2 separate regions of the Homo sapiens genome follow, and region 1 is linked to region 2. The links are chromatin contacts, found by Hi-C in ENCODE. All regions are on one chromosome and are shown on one strand. Each heading gives the region's core, a stretch centred on a gene start or an enhancer-like site at or near the end of the contact. The rest is flanking DNA. Distances are from core to core; before and after follow the strand shown.

The links. Hi-C counts contacts between places; a loop is a spot of excess contacts on that map. Pooled maps may share reads with other maps.
Region 1: a loop to region 2 is called in a pooled map, with 5 times the contacts of the local background. The contact joins the promoter of PER2 here to the enhancer-like site in region 2. A Hi-C loop is called at or near these places in 7 of 50 pooled maps.

What each region holds. Positions count from the first base shown.
Region 1 is chr2:238,284,448-238,289,955 of GRCh38, reverse strand. PER2 (period circadian regulator 2) reads left to right here and starts at 1,346. Exons shown (of 23, transcript NM_022817.3): 1 at 1,346-1,607. LOC112268433 (a long non-coding RNA gene) reads right to left here and starts at 2,087. Exons shown (of 3, transcript XR_002959458.2): 1 at 2,059-2,087. RefSeq lists silencers at 599-868, 1,209-1,358 and enhancers at 907-1,801, 1,886-2,408.
Region 2 is chr2:237,894,857-237,900,820 of GRCh38, reverse strand. The region is part of intron 2 of RAMP1 (receptor activity modifying protein 1); the gene reads right to left. Among named protein-coding and RNA genes, the nearest start is that of RAMP1, 38 kb to the right of the region's middle. RefSeq lists enhancers at 1,659-1,768, 1,849-1,898, 4,950-5,828, 1,866-5,964. Within about 2 kb of position 2,105, at least 29 of the 41 ENCODE cell types and tissues checked have a DNase peak (open chromatin) inside an H3K27ac peak, as active enhancers do.

The DNA.
Region 1 (5,508 bases), core at 97-2,596, 390 kb before region 2:
GAGAGCCTACACATTCAGAGCCTGCTGCGTGGGAGCCTGAAAGCTCCTTCCTGTCCTGTAAGTCTCAGGCTTCTACCCAGACCCGGGGAAATTGTACTCTTTCTCCTGACACTTTAAATGGAAGTTTAGAGGCTCCACATGCCCCACACAATGCTTACCGAAACAAGGTGATGCAGGGTCCCGCGCTGTCTCCCAGGACAACCTCCTACCCCTGGCTCCTGCGTCTCTACGGCTTGCACCGTTGTAAGGCGTCCCTTTCTCAGGGCCCATCTTACCCGCCTTGGAAGTGCTGCCTTTCTCACGGAGCCTGTGGGGATAGCTCTGGTTAATTTATAGCCCACATCGCCCAATTTAGCATTTGATTAAGTTTCCTTTTTATGAGATAGTCCTTTCTCCCTAGTGATGCGCTTGGGGGCAGGGACAACATCATTTCTTTCTTTTGTACCTCCCCAGAGTAACAATGACTCTATTTCCTGAACCAAAAATTGCAACACGTGGTCTCAAAAATAAGAAAGGTCACTTGGTAGCTGCCGGGACAAGTGTCGACCACAGGCACCTCAGAGGCCCGGGTGGGCGTGCCCCCGGAGCTGCTGCAGGGCGGTGCTGCCACCTTCTCCTGGGCTGCTCCGGGGCCCCGCGATGAATGAGTGAGTGAATGAGTAAATGAATGAATGTGAATGCGTGAATGAAGCATGCCGCGCGGACTTTCCCGCGGCCCTGGCCGCTGGGGGCGCGCCTCTGGCCGGTGGCCGGAGGTGGAGGTCTCCCTCGTCCGGCTTCGGCGCGCCGGGTCTGCCAGGCCGGCCGGAGGTGCGCAGGAGCCCCGCGCCCAGCTCCCCCGCCCGCAATGGTACGCGCCACTCCGCGCTCCCCGAGCTGGCGGGCTTGAGGGCGTAGTGAATGGAAGGCGCCGACGCCGGAAGTGGATGAGACCACTAGGGAGGACGACGGGTAGCACGAACGCGCCGCGTCTCCATTGAGGAACCGACGAGGTGAACATGGAGTTCCATGTGCGTCTTATGTAAAAAGAGCGACGGGCGCGGCCACCAATGGGCGCGCGGCGTTCGTAGGCCCCGCCCCTCATGTATGCAGATGAGACGGAGTCGCGGCCAATGGCGGAGGCCGGGGGCGGGCGCGGCGCGCGCGGTCACGTTTTCCACTATGTGACAGCGGCGACTCGGCCGCGGCGGAGGCGGCGGCGCTGAGGGGATACGTGCAGCTGTGGGCGGCGGCGGCGGGCGCGGGGCCGGGCGGACAGAGCCGCGAGTCGGCGGAGGGACCGGCGGACGGGCTGACGCGGGCGCGGCCGGCGGTAAGTGGCGCGGCGCGGCCCCGCTGCGGCTTACGTAACCGCCGCCGGCGCGCGGGCCTCGGGCAGGTCGGGGTCCCAGCGCCGGCTCGGGCAGCGGAGGCGCCGCCGGAAGTTCCTTGGGCTGCTGGACTCCTCGGCTTGAAACGGCGCCGGCGTGGGGGCGTGTGCCCTTGGCCCTGTCCCAGGTGGAGAGTGGTCGAGCCGCGCGCAGGGTGCGCTCGTTTGAACTGCGGTGACACCGAGGGTTGGGGACTCGAACCCCCGCTTCGCAGCTCAGGAGCCTGAGGTCCGAAAGGTGAGGCAGCGTGTGTAGGGCACCGAGCTACCGAGTGACTGCGCGCGGGCTGCGGTTCCGTGGGCGATTCTCTTTTGGGAACCCTCCCTCCCCTCGCATGGGGAAGGCCAAGGAAACCAAGGGTCAGCGCAGCCGGCCCTGGGATCTGGAGGACCCTCGGGGAGCTGACTGCCTCTTCTGAGGCCACAGGGCTAAGTCCTGGGCTGGGGAAGGGCCATGGAGGGGCGCTGATCTAGGAGCTTTTCCTGGACACCCACGGGTCTCCTGGAATGGGTGATCAGAGGGACAAGGAAGTCCCGGTGCCAAGCCAGGCCTGGGAACCTGAGGGCGGGGAGACCCTCTAATGTTCGCCCCTTTGCCTCCCCTGGACCACCCTGTATTAATTCCCTTTCCCCGGACTGGATAGAAGGGAATGGGGGTGTCCACTCTTTGGTGCAGCAGTCGCGCCTACCTTCTGGGATGTACTTTGGCTGCCAAGTCCCAGACATAGACCAGGGGGTGGGAGGTGGCCTGCTTCCCCCTTCAGGAAGGCCAGGGTAAGGGATGACGAGTTGGTTGCCAGGGTTTCTGTAACCTACACAGAAGGAACCCGTTTGGAAAGCTGATTCATACAGAACAACAGAGCCAGAAGGCACCCTGAAAATCACCCAGAGTAACCCCTCAGCCTGACAGATGAGCAAACTGAGGCCCAGGCCCAGGCTGTCTGCAGGATCTTCCCATCGTCCTGGGGCAGGATGAGCTTCAGAGGTTCAGTGATGGCCTCCACTTGCGTGCTGAATCCTGGGTGGGCTGGAATTTGGGAGGAAGGGCCTTAAGTCCGGGAAATGTGTTAAGAACCCCACACGGTGGCTAAAGCCCCACATGGACGCCTCTCACCTGTATATGGCACAGCAGGACTGCTAGACTTCTTGGCCCACCCTCTACCCCCACCTGGGGCTTCTGGTCCCAGGCTGGGTGTGCCTGAGAAGAAAACAGGACTCTACCTGAAGGCTTTATTTGGAAATTGAGTTTTAAAATACAAGGTGAATTGATTTTTGTGTGCTATATGACTATAATGAAGAAAGGGACTCCGTTTTTTTTGAGTGGAAGCTGTGTGGTGTGCCAGCGCGGGGATGGCACCGTGGGTGTTTGCAGTTATCTGTCACTGTCGCCTTGGTATGATTCATTGGTACAGAACTAACGCAGCCCTGGCTTTCTGTGGAGACTGGAGTGCCAGGTGGGAAGGGGGAGCCCTGTGTCAGCCAGCTGGCTGCTGCTGGCTCCCAGTCTGGGCCTCAGTTTCCTTGTTTGTTTGGAGGGGCTCAGATTGGGCAGTCTCAGAGGTCTACTTTAATTCCCAGGTTTTTGGTTTTCTGTTACCCTACAGATGATTTTTCCCAGGTTTCTCGCAGGAGACAGAGGCTTCTGATATGCTCTTGCCTTTGGGCCAAGTAATGTTCTCCTGTGAGCCACGTCTGCAGTGCTTACAAGGAAAAAGGAAAGATTCCTCTCCTGTGCACTACTTCTCGTACCCACTGAACTTTCTCAAAAATACTGGTAGTCACACTGCTGTTTTTAAGCGATGATGTAACTTCACCAGGACTCGGCAAACCACGGCTCTGTCAGGTCATTGAACAGCTGGCAGGGCCACTTGGCGTTTAGTCAGAAGAAAGACAGGCTCTGGGTGTGCTTTTACCTTTTGAAAACTACTCTGTTTGGCAGAGGGAGCCAGAAACACACAATTCCATAAGCTTGGCAGAGACTGTCGCCACACTTCTGGAAAGCTGGCCCACCTTGGGAACCAAGGGAGAATTAGTCTAGAGGGGGCCTCTGATGGACCCCTCCCCCAGCCCACGCACTCCCCCCTAGGGACCAGGCCCTCCTTTCAACTCATTATGCTCATCGTGTACACATTTGTAACAAGTTTGTTACCATATCTCCAAGTCTAGAGCAAATTAGAAGCAGTAAATGAATAGCAGTGACTGGTGACAGGAGTCAAGGCCACTTGGTTTTCAGAGACTGGTAGTTCCCAAGACAGAGTGAGCTGCCGTGCTGAACCCTCACCGGCCTCGAAGGGTTCCTCGTGCTCTTCCTGGGGTGACATAGAGGAATCAGAATCCACTCTTTAAGAAACCAGGTACAGGAGGAGCAGATGCCTGAGCTTCCTGCAATTCGGAGTAGCTCAGTCCCTGACCACCGGGGAGCTAGGAGGCTGACACTTTTGCCTTTATTTGCTTTAAAGTCTTGTAGTTCTAAAAATGTAGGGATTTAAAAGTCTGAATTGAGATCATTGAAGGTGTCCTAGTGAGGCCAAGACAATGCCTCCCCGGTGCACCTCCTTCCCTCCATATTTGGATGGCTGCGGTCACATTTTCCTCAGTTACCCAACCGTTGCCATGGAGAGTGCGGCTGTTTATTTAGCAGGACAAACATTTTCTCAGGATTACAGCAGGCTGGCCTCAGGGAGTTGGCTCCTACCAGGAAGTAGAAAACATGTTAGAATATTTGGGGTTGTAAAATCCTGCAGGGCTTGCAGAGACAGTACATGCTGTATGAGCCCTATTATGTAAAGTTCGAAAACAGGCAGAATTCACTAGGCTGCAAGAAGCCAAGCTAGTGAGTCCCCGCGGGGTAGATGGTGGCTGGGAGGGCCACCAGGAGCCTCTGGGGGGCTGGCACTGTCCTGCCTCTGGTGACATGTGACATGGCATGTTGTTTGTGGATATACATCAAGCTGTGACCTCATGAGGTGGGACTCCTCTGGTGATTGAACACTGATTTCTGATTTCCACAAAAAATGCTTTTCCGCCTTAGGTTTGCAGGTATTGAGTACAGTAAGACTTTACCAGTCCTGGCAGTGGCAGTGGAGGCTGGAACTGGGTCCCAGGCTTGCTTTCGTTCCTAATTTTTAAACACTATTATGGAAAGTATGAGTATCTCTGAAAGTGGGGAGGATAGGGTAACGAACCCATGCGACCCCACCAGCCAGTAGTCTCTGCTCCTGGCCCCACTCCTTCCCCACCCCCACCAGCTGCTTTTCCTCCTGATCCCAGGCTCTCTGTTCTTGTGGTGGACTGCACTTTCTGAATGGTGCTCTGTCAAGTTGAGGCAACCCAGCTACCAAAAATGTGGCCAGGTGACCTGGTCAGGGGTCCGAGCTTAACCTCTTTCTTTGAGTCTGACTGTTCTTAGGGGCAGAGCCAGTAGGCGGACATGCAAAGAGGGCCTCAAGGGCAGGTTCACGCCCAGAGGCTCATGTTGGCTTTTGGCAGCCCCTTTTCAACCAGGCTGCCATTTTCCCTCCTGGGCTTTGGTACCCTGAGCACATAAGTGCATGCCCACCCTCCCTCCCCCTACCCGCCTTGAGGTGGAAACAGGTTTCCTAGGAGCTCCCCAGGAACAGCTGGTCCAGCTGGCTATGGGCACACATCTGTGGAGGGCAGGAGGCAAAGTCCACTTTGACAGGGACGTTGGTTTTGCCAGCTTCTCAAAATGAGGCTGGTCTATTAGAGCCGCTGAGGCTGAGAGACGCATTTTCTGGAATGACGAAGTTTCTGATAATTTGGCTTTCACATTTCTGCCAAGCTTACTCTACCCTCTTTGCAAAAATACTTATCTTCCACCTAAGGTAATGTCGGGGCACCAGTGAATCGTATTTAGACAGGCTTACAGGGGATGGACTTAGGGGTGAAAACCAGGAGAGCTACGTGCAAAGCACCCGGGGCCCAGACAGCATGGTGGCTTCAGATACCTGATGCTCCTCTAAGGACTGCCTGGGCTGGAGGTGGCACTGAGTTCTTAGTCCTTTAAATATAAGAATACAAGCCAGAGACAGCTGCCATGACAATTCATTCTCTCTCTTCCAAAATTACGTTTGTTGCCCATCTGTTTTTCTTTTTCGTTTTCTCTCTCTTTTTTTTTT
Region 2 (5,964 bases), core at 856-3,355:
ATATTCTCAGGCTACAATACTGAAAACTAAAAATTAGTTTTAAAAAAAGGATAAATTTAAAAAAATGGAATTCCTAGAAATGAAAGATCATTTATATAATTTCGAAGTCACAGGAGAATTTAAAAATTCAATTACAAAATATTAAGAGAACAAGATCGGCAATACTATATGTACAAATGAATGGAATGGGGCAAAAGTGAATTCTGAGAAAAATTAATAGTTATAAATTATTTTATTAAACAAAAATAAATGAAAATAAACAAAATAAGTATCCAAAGCAAGATATTTTTTAAAAAGAACAAAATAAATCTCTCCAAATGGCACATAATTTGTCCATCAATAATTATTAGAAGCAATATAGGCCAGGTGCGGTGGCTCACGCCTGTAATACCACCACTTTGGGAGGCCGAGGTGGGCAGATCACTTGAGCTCAGGAGTTCAAGACCAGCCGGGGCAGCATGGCGAAACCCCATCTCTGCTGAAAATATCAAAATTAGCCAGGCATGGTGGCACACACCTGTAGTCCCAGTTAACTTGAGTGGCTGAGGCACGAGAATGCCGTGAACCCAGGAGGCAGAGGTTGCAGTGAGTCGAGATCGTGCCACTGCACTCCAGCCTGGGCGACAGAGCCAGACACTGTCCTAAACAAACAAACAAATAAACAAAAAACAAAAAACAGAAAAGAAAAAGAAGAAGTATAAGAGATTAATACGTAAAAAAGGTTTGTTAAAAATTGGAAAATCCTCAGTGAATTGGGATACTTTTTGGTTAAATTATAAACTATCAAATATCGACTTAAAAAGGAGGAATTCCAAGAAGAAAAATGGCAAATGTTATTAAAGAATTGCTGTTTCAAAAGGCACTAGATCCCAGGCAGTTCTTTCAAATTCTTTTTTTTTCTTTTTAATTGAGACAGGTTCTCACTATGTTGCTCAGGCTGGTCTCAAACTCCTGGGCTCAAGCGATCCTCCCACCTCGGCCTTCCAAAGTGCTGGGATTACAGGTGTGGGAGGCGTGAGCCACTGCAAATTCTTAAAGTGAAAGAAAAAGATGTGCAGCTTCCCAGTTCATTTAAAAAAGTTAACAAACCCTGATCCCAAGCCTCTTGAGATGGCATGACATGCGTCTCAACGCATGCGCACACGGACGGAACAGATGCCCTTCGCTTCCACCTATAAATAGACACTCAAGTCCCCTACCCAATGCTAACAAACTTCATCTAGCCACATAGCATATTTTATTTAAAGGAGGGCTAATTTCAGGAATGCTTTAAACCTGTTACTACAAAATCACACTTTAATACACCATGGGAAAAAAATGTACCGTCATTTTAATACGCATTGAGAAGGCATTTGAGAAAACTCAATATTCTTTTCTGATTTTAAAAAAGCCACAACCTTGAAAACACAGAAAGAAGCTATTTTCTTCATGTGATAAAAATCTCTCTCTCGGCCAGGTGCAGTGGCTCACGCCTGTAATCTCAGCACTTTGGGAGGCCGAGGCGGGCGGGTCACCTGAGGTCAGGAGTTCGCGACCAGCCTGGGCAACACGGTGAAACCCCATCTCTACTAAAATACAAAAAATTAGCTGGGTGTGGCAGCGTGTGCCTGTAGTCCCAGCTACTCAGGAGGCTGAGGCAGGAGAATTGCTTGAACCCGGGAGGCGGAGGTTGCAGCGAGCGGAGATCATGCCACTGCACTCCAGCATGGGTGACAGAGTGTGACCCAGTCTCAAAGAAAAAAAAAAAATCACTGTCTCAAACCAATAGCATGCACCCCATTTAGGACTGGAACACAGTGGCATTTTCGTGGCAGCCAGCAACAGGCTTATTTCGCATTTAGGCAGCCAGGGCTGGCTTCTCCCTTGTGGTTTCTGCCTTTGGTGTCAGGGCTCACACCCAGGATTCTGTGAATAGCGGGACCTTTCCAAAGCAGGGAGGGGCTGGCCACTTACTGCGCCACTTCCTCTGTTGACAGAGAGCCACGCTGTGGCCTGGCCTGGCGTGCGTCAGGTGTGGAGCAAGCACAGGGCCAGCTTGTCTTTAAGAGGCCTCAGCCCGGGCCCTGGGGATGTGAAAGCCCACGCAGTGTAGCTTCCCACCTACGTCTGCGTGTGTGAGCTCGGGAGCCTGGCTTCCTGTCTCACTTCTGCCCAGCACTGCTGGAGGCAGCAGAGAACTGGGCACCTTTTGTTTTTCTTGACACTGGGGAAATGTATAAGGAAGTCTTGTTAACTGTTTGATGAAAAGCACTTCAGCACACTGTGCTGGCCTGGGAAATGTGTGCTGGGCCAGCAGGCTCTGAGCCAGCTGTGCACACCTGGAACTCCTACGGGTGAGTGGCTGCTCCCATCCCCCTGGGACTGGCAGCACGCGTGAGGGAAAGACGGATATTGTACTATCAAACCCTTCCTAAATCAGGCTGGTCAGAGAGTACAATCAAACTAGGGAAAAGGCCAAGCATTAGAAGTCCTATGTACCTGTGCCAGCCCAGGGATGCCTACACATTTGACCTACTGCATTGCTGAGACAGGAATGCTTTGAAATAAGTGTCATCACTGCATGCAAATGAATATGTTAAACAGGAATTTTCCCCAGGCTCTGACTATGGTTTATCTATTTAAGTTGTATTAACAGGGACTTCTGACATCTTAGCAAAGCCATTTTCCCAACAGCATAAGGGGAAATGCCAACTCCATCCCTTTCCAAAGAATTACAGCATCTGGCCAGGCACAGTGGTTCCCGCCTGCAATCCCAGCACTGTGGGAGGCTGAGGAGGGTGGATCACCTGAGGTCAGGAGTTTGAGACCAGCCTGGCCAACATGGTGAAACCCAGTCTCTACTAAAAATACAAAAATTAGCTGGGCGTGGTGGTGCACGCCTGTGGTCCCATCTACTCAGGAGGCTGAGGCAGGAGAATGGCTTGAACTCGGGAGGTGGAGGTTGCAGTGAGCTGAGGTTGCACCACTGCACTCCAGCCTGGGAGAAAGAGCGAGACCCCATCTCAAAAAACAAACAAACAAACAAAAAACAAAACCCCCCCCCAAAAAACCAAAACAAACAAAAAAAGAAGAATGACAGCATCCACGAGAGCATGTGTTTCTGAGGTTTCCACTAAGACACGTGGATCTGTAAACAAGAAGCCTCACCATAGGCTTCTTGCAAATACTTCGCCAAATCATGGAAGCCAATTCCATTCCACACCTTTGTTACCAGCTAAATATTGCACTTTACCACTGACTAGGTGCTTGCTGAACAAGGAGGACAAAGGCCTCTCTCTTGCAGGAAAAGGAACAACATGAATAACGCACCAAAGAAAGAATCTTGGGAGGGTTCAAGGAAACAGGAGGAAGACAGATGAAACGGGGCTCAGTGTTCTCGCTGCTGTGGAGGAGGCCACAATTCCTCCTGCAACACTCGCAGTGACTGTAGAGCATGCTGATGAAGCCGGAGAAAATGGCCAGCCCTCTCTGCACGTTGAGCAGGGAAGGCAGACACGGGACCACCTGTGGCCTTATTCTCACCTCCCCTCGCTCATGGCCTGTCTGGGCCTCAGGCTCTGTCCTGTCCCATGTCATCTGCTCTTTCAGTCTCCCTCTTTCCTGGCCTGAAGTGAAGCTGGTTCTCCCATTCCTGGGATGGAGGCTGAGGCCCAGGCGGGGCCCGTGGTTGCATGCGGGGCTCTGGGGTCCACCTGGACGGATGCACACCTCATGATAGCTGAGTGCCACACGGGAGCATCCGGTGAGCTGCAGGCATGTAAAAGAGGGACCCACTGAGGCTGGGGCAGGTGACCCCACCATCCCCACGGACAGCACATCACACCCCCAGGACATTTAAAGGCCTGGCCCCTCTGCTGTCCAAAAGTCTAAGAGGCTGGGTGCAGTGGCTCACGCCTGCAACCCCAGCACTTTGAGAGGCCAAAACAGGAGGATCGCTTGAGCCCAGGAGTTCCAGACCAGTCTGGGCAACACAGAGAGACTCCCCCATCTCTACACAAAGTTTAAAAGTTAGCCAGGAGTGGTGGTGTGTGCCTATAGTCCTGGCTACTTGGGAGGCTGAGTCAAGAGGGTTGCTTGAGTCCAGGAAGTCAAGTCTGCAGTGAGCTAAGATCATGCAACTGCATTCCAATCTAGGCGGCAGAGTGAGACCCTGCCTTAAAACAAAACAAAACAAAGTCTAAGAAAATACTAAGACCTGTTTCCCCGCGTGAGTGTGCTTCTCACATCACCCGAGGGCAGGTGTTCTTACCCCCTCCTTACAGAAAAGGGCGCTTGCTGAGGTGATGGGGAGGTCCCTGAGGCGGCAGTGCAGACTGGGGAACGGTCCAGGGGTCTGCCTGGGGGCTGCTTGGCCCTCCCTGGGCCTGGCTTCCTCTGCCTCCCTCCCCTTCTCCTGCTATGGTGGCCCCAGGCCGGGGAGGAATCTGGGCGCCTCTGCCCATGCTGGGAGAAGCGAGAGGTTTCTAAATCCATCCCTGGCTCCATGTGCAGCCAGGTCTGGCACCAGACACAGCCTGGGAGCTGCCAAGTCAGGCTCCCCACAGAGCAGCCACAGCAGGCGGGCGGACGGGCATAATACCTCCTCTGAGAACAGGCCTGGGCAGCGCCCTGGCTCCTGGGGCTGCCAAATGAAGTGCAGTTTTAAAATGCAGTGGGTGTCCCAGGCAAAGTCACAGACTGTCCTATGCTGGCTGCATCTGGGCCTGAGCAGGGGTTGCATTGCGTCCCAGGGTCCGAGGATCAGGGAATGCTGGGAGATCGCTGAGCTGTGCCCATTGTGGGCCGGGTGCTGAGGGCTCACTACAACCCCTGGGAGGTGTCCTGGCACCCCTGTGGGGACACCCAGGTCTAGCTGCCCAGCTGTGTGTGATGGGGCTGAGACCACACTCAGGCCTGTCCAGGCCCCAGGGTTCCCACCTCACGGGGACATGGGTGTGACATGTGTCCGAGTCTCAGGATTAAGCATGACAGCCGGCAAGCTATATTTGGATGCTAACACCCTGGGGGCATTGTCCTTGTGAAGCAACGCTGGCCTGGAGGCTGGACGGGCTCTGCCTTCCTATCCACCCCTGGTCTCAGCCCCAGCCAGCCGGCCCAAAGCATACTCACCCTCTCTGTACAAGAAACTCTCCCCCGATGCCACTAGACTCTTCAGGGACCCCTGCCGGGCTTCACGAGCCTTCAGCGACCCATCCTGCCCACCCACGGGGCGCCCTGCACCATGCTGGTCCCTGTTCGGGCATCCCACCAACTGGCCGCCTCCATCGGGGTAGCAGCCTTGCCACCCCTGCCCTCCTGCCACAATCTCACCTCGTTTGGAGCTCAGGGCAACACTGAGTGTGGGGAAAGGCCAGGCCAGGAAACATCCCAACGTGGGGTGTTCACTGTGGGGGTTTTGAGGAGTTGGCAGTTACGGAGCCTCGGTGTTTTCACCTTTAAAATGGGTTCAGTGATCCCTGGCTCACAGCAGCAGCGTGGTGAGAACTCCCTCAGAGGGCCACCACCATGCCATTCTCTGATGGGAGCCCATGACCCCCCCACAGGACCCCTTTGCACAGCAGGGGGTGGGCATGTGACTCGCGCTGCCCTGCCTTTGGATGGGAGCCCCACACAGGCAGGCAACACGTGGCCTCCTGTCTCGCTCCTGACTCGCTCTACAATCGCCACCATAGGGCTGACCTCAAGGGAGGGTGAGGGGCTCCAGAGGCCATGGTGCTGGGGGGCCGTGGCTCCAGGAGGGAGGGGGAGGTCCTGCCCTGCTGGGCCCTTGGTGGCTGGCACCATTGGCTAGGTGCCTGCTAAGTGCTCAGCAAATGGCTGCTGAGCTGAATCAGGTATCTGGATTCTGAAGGGTACCCTGCTACCAAGGTGCCTTCACCTAACTTGTCGAAGGAGAACCACAACCAGATAGGAGTAGGAACAGGCCACTCCTGTTCCCCAGGGCTGGCAACGCTTTGTCTCACC